Linked DNA regions of Homo sapiens: region 2 is linked to region 1. Evidence: read pairs that join two places in POLR2A ChIA-PET (ENCODE). Cell type or tissue: A673. All regions are shown on one strand.

Region 1 (2,500 bases):
GTAAATCTATGTAAACCTCAGAATTAGAGGCAAATAACACATCCCAAGCTCTCCAGCAACCAGCAATAGTTATTGGCATTAAAAATAATCCTTGGGACTGGGCACCATGGCTCATGCCCGTAATCCCAGCACTTCGGGAGGCTGAGGTGGGTGGATCAGGACTTCGAGACTAGCCTGGCCAACATGGTGAAACCCCATCTCTACTAAAAGTACAGAAAAATTAGCCAGGTGTGGTGGCGCTCGCCTGTAATCCCAGCTACTGGGGAGGCTAAGGCAGGGGAATTGCTTGAACCTGGGAGGCAGAGGTTTCAGTGAGCTGAGACTGCACCACTGCACTCCAGCCTGGGCAACAGAGTAAGACTCCATCTCAAAAAAAAAAAAAAAAAATCCTTGGAGTCGAGGTGGACACTGTACTATGTGCTAAGACCTGCCAAATGCAAGTCAGCAGCAATCATCTGCATTTTTTAGATAGTGGCCATTTGCAAGATGACAATGTAGGAAGCTGAGTCAGTAAGTTTTCTTCATTAAATATTTAAGGAACTGACTGACTATCTCTTTAAAACAGCTCCTGAGGACATACATAAGATTAATAATAATATGATAGAAATTTCTTCATTGTAACACTTATGCCAGAATTTAGAATTTAAGGGTTTATCCTTGGTGTTGAAAGAGTTAGTAAACAGAAGACTGCTTCCCAGAGTAATGGGGAGTAACTATTGGACTACTTCTTGTCTTGCAGTAGCACTTGTACCATGGGCTTAGTTTTGCCTCTCTGGAGCGACACGCTAATTCATTTGGATGGTGATGGGTAAGAGATTTCCTTTTTTATTCTGTTACAGAAAGCCAAGGGGTGGGGCTCCATCTTACTGCACATTCATTCAGCTAAAAGGGAGGCCCAGTGTGCCAACTGAACTTTCATGTCAACAGCTGAATGAGTCCTTTTAAACTCCTGTTTTGTAAAGTGGAGTAAAAATACAACTTGCCAGGGTCTCTCACTTCTGTTCTTCTAGGCCGACTGTGGTAGGAATCAAGACAAAGAAGAACTAGTTTGTTGGCTCTTTAATCTGAGTATGTGGGACTGTTGCAATGCTCTCCCAAAGGATGATATGTTCTGTTTCAAATAACCTCTTGCTGCCTCTGCCAGCTGTCAGCCTACAGTATAACCCCTTTCCTGTGCCAGTTCCTTCCAGTGACCCCACCCCCACCCTACCTCCTAATGTTTTTAGAATGTGTCCCCAAGAGACCAAGATGTTTGCTCCAGTTTATAAAACCAGGGTCAGGTTTGCTAAGAACCCACAAGACTTCCAAATAGAAATATACAGAACAGTTTGTCCATAGCTACAGCTGGGAAACTGTATTGAATTCTCTAACTCCAATATAGGAATCCATTCATTTTGCCTGGTAGATGAAGTCAGACAATTTGTCAAAGCTTTTTGGTCAAGTCTTACACTCTAGTTAAAACTTCTACGTGAAATGCCTGATGATTCCCTCTACGGAGCCAGTTGTTTTTAGCCTGGGATACATCCATGAAAACTCACAATTCAAATAACCTACCCTAATTTGTGGATTTTTGTCTTGTTCTCATTTGTCCTTAGTGGGTTCAGTGTATCGACGGATAACAGAGTTCACATATTCAAACCTGTATCTGTGCAGGCAATGTGGTAAGATGACTTTTACTATCTCTACAAAAGTGTTTTAATGTTATTGGAGGAATATTTTGTAAGAAATGTTTGAAATGGTACAGTTTGCTATGAAAATGCTAAATGATCTGTTTGTATAACCATCGTAGTTAAAGATGACCTAGAAATGCAATATTCAAATTGTTGCAATTGGAAGGCCTTGAGTATTGGTGAACAAGTGAAATTCAGAGGAATTCAGAGGTGTTATTCTTAGGCTCTGGCAGAGACTTAACGGTTTAGATAAGCCAGTTGATACCGAGTTTTATTAGGGACATATTGACTAAGTTAGTTAGTGGACTAAGAGCCAAATCTAGAACATCACATTGCTATGCATTAGCTATTTCTTTTTTTTCTTTTTTTTTTTTTGAGACGAAGCCTCACTCTGTTGCCCAGGCTGGAGTGCAGTGGCGCGATCTCGGCTCACTGCAACCTCCGCCTCCCGGGTTCAGGCGATTCTCCTGCGTCAGCCTCCTGAGTAGCTGGGACTACAGGCATGTGCCACCACGCCTGGCTAATTTTTTTGTATTTTTTAGTAGAGACAGGGTTTCACCATATTGGCTGGGCTGGTCTTGAACTCCTGACCCCGCCTTGGCCTCCCGAAGTGCTGGGATTACAGGCGTAGCCACTGCGCCTGGCCTGCATTAGCTATTTCCTAAGGTAACCAGGGATAGCATTCGTTACTTTATGGATAAATAAATTTCCATTTAAACTGCTGGTGGCTATTTGCATAATGCAAATAAAGCCTAGAGAAAACATTATACTTGCTAATAACCATCAGCTGGCATATGGACATTTCAGGGCTATTTACTACATGCCAGATG
Region 2 (2,500 bases), 430 kb before region 1:
AATGGCCACCCAGGGTTGCCTCATCACTTGAAGTCCCTGGGCAGGACAGTCTAAGCTCAGACAGTAGATGGAGGAGAGGTTAAATACGGTTAATGACTAGGAAATGGTACACCTACTGAGGGTAGTAACCAAGTTTAAGGGCAGAGAAATTAGGCAATATTTATTTATTTATAAATTTAACAAATTTGACCAAGAAAAAGATTATGGAACTGGACAGCATTCTAGACCAAAGATGGTTCACAATGGCCCTTCTTGCAAAGTGGTGAGCTATATTTATAACCAGAAAACAGGTGAAATAGGTAATATTTAATTCACTGATCTTGTCAGTTGAGAGAGGTTTTTTAATTAAAATTTTTATTTTTGCTTTAAAAAATTTGTTTAACTTTTAGGTTCGGGGTACATGTGCAAGTTTGTTATATAGGTAAACTTGTGTCATGGGGGTTCACTGTACAGATTATTTCATCACCCAGGTATGAAGTCTAGTATCCAATAGTTACTTTTTCTGATCCTGAGAGAGGTCTTTGTAACAAGATTCTGTGGAAGGAGAGTAAGAATATGGCATTGATGATGTGGGGTGAGGTTTTTGGGACTGGCATTGCATAAAACCTCATATATGAGAGGAATGCACAATTCTTTTTTTTTTTTTTTTTTTTCAAGACGGAGTTTCGCTCTTGTTGCCCAGGCTGGAGTGCAATGGCGCGATCTCAGCTCACCGCAACCTCCACCTCCCGGGTTCAAGTGATTCTCCTGCCTCAGCCTCCCGAGTAGCTGGTATTACAGGCATGTGCCACCATGCCCGGCTAATTTTGTATTTTTAGCAGAGACGGGTTTTCTCCATGTTGGTCAGGCTGGTCTCCAACTCCTGACCTCGGTTGATCCGCCCGCCTCAGCCTCCCAAAGTGCTGGGATTACAGGCATGAGCCACTGTGCCTGGCCTGCACAATTCTTAAATTACCTTCAAATGGTCTTCTGAGTTAGAAGATTGAGAATGTCTAGAAGTTCAGGGCATCTGGTCGCTTAAGCATATTTAGATTAAGAGGGAATTGGCTGGGTGCACTGGCTCACGCCTGTAATCTCAGCACTTTGGGAGGCTGAGGGGGCCAATCACTTGAGGCCAGGAGTTCAAGACCAGCCTGGCCAACATGGTGAAACTTGTCTCTACTAAAAATACAAAAATTAGCCAGGTGTGATGGTGTGTGCCTGTCATCCCAGCTACTTGGGAGGCTGAGGTACAAGAATCACTTGAACCCGGGAGGTAGAGGTTGCAGTGAGCCAACATTGCACCACTGCACTCCAGCCTGGGTGACAGAGTGAGGCTCTGTCTCAAAAAAAAAAAAAAAAAAAAAAAGAGGGAATAGGAGGCCAATTACAAAAGACCACATGTTGTATACAAAATGTCCAGATGGGCAAATCGGTAGAGAAAAAAAATTAGCGGTTGCCTAGGGCTGGGGGTAGGGGAAAGTGGGGAGTGACTGCTAATGGGTATGTGGTTTCTTATTGGGATGATCAAAATTTTCAGCGGGCGCGATGGCTCACGCCTGTAATCCCAGCACTTTGGTAGGCCAAGGTGGGCGGATCACGAGGTCAGGAGCTCGAGATCAGCCTGGCAAACATAGCGAAAACCCGTCTTTACTAAAAATACAAAAGATTAGCCGAGCTTGGTGGCCGGCGCCTGTAATCCCAGCTACTTAGGAGGCTGAGGCAGGAGAATCGCTTGAACCCAGGAGGCTTGAACCCAGGAGGTTGCAGTGACCCAAGATGCACCACAGCACTCCAGCCTGGGCAACAGAGCAAGGCTCTGTCTCAAAAAAAAAAAAAAAAAAAAAAAAAATCTAAAGTTGATTGTGGTAAGGGTAGTACAACTCTGTGAATATACAAAAAAAAAAAAAGTAATTCTACGCTATAATGGGTAACTTTTATGGTATGTGGATATGTTAGTAAAGCTGTTTAAAAAGGCAATTGGAGCTTTTTTGAGACTCCATTGTCATTATCTTGATACTTCATGTTGTTCCTGAGCCATGACAAGCCAAAAGTATAAAAGAAAGTGAAGCTGGGCGCAGTGGCTCATGCCTGTAATTTCAACACTTTGGGAGGCCGAGGCGGGAGGATCACTTGAGTCCAGCAGTTTAAGGCTGCAGTGAGCTATGATCAAGCCACTGCACTCCAGCCTAGGGGACAGAGCGAGACCCTGTCACTTAAAAAAATAAAAAAGAAAGCAAAGGAGAGAAAGTGGTCTGGATGGTCTACACTGTACAGTGTCATTGTTACCTATGAGCTATCAGGAAAGAGCCAATAACAAATTCAGTTAATCAAGTCCAAGCTTCTGAAGCATATGTAAGTATAAGTAAATAAATAAATCTATTAACAGCGAAATAAATGGATTTAGATATAAATCTGTATCTAACCTTCATCAGGTATAAATAACATCCTCCTCACTCAAAATATAAGCTCCTAAGGTTAAGGGACAGTATTTTACTTGAATGATTATTTAATAAATTTA

What was found. Peaks named below come from ENCODE experiments on the same cell type or tissue, not always from the same donor. Only the 100,000 strongest peaks of a DNase experiment are listed, where the experiment ranks them.
Region 2: POLR2A ChIA-PET joins it to region 1 with 5 read pairs; 2 of 35 experiments call an interaction of 5 or more read pairs at or near these places.

What each region holds. Positions count from the first base shown.
Region 1 is chr17:29,675,981-29,678,480 of GRCh38, reverse strand. It overlaps SSH2 (slingshot protein phosphatase 2), which reads left to right. Exons shown (of 16, transcript NM_001282129.2): 7 at 740-808; 8 at 1,596-1,661. Among named protein-coding and RNA genes, the nearest start is that of SSH2-AS1, 38 kb to the right of the region's middle. In A673, no CTCF peak of the experiment used is centred here; no DNase peak of the experiment used is centred here; H3K27ac peaks cover 1,050 bases.
Region 2 is chr17:30,109,551-30,112,050 of GRCh38, reverse strand. No RefSeq gene overlaps it. Among named protein-coding and RNA genes, the nearest start is that of NSRP1, 6.0 kb to the left of the region's middle. In A673, no CTCF peak of the experiment used is centred here; no DNase peak of the experiment used is centred here.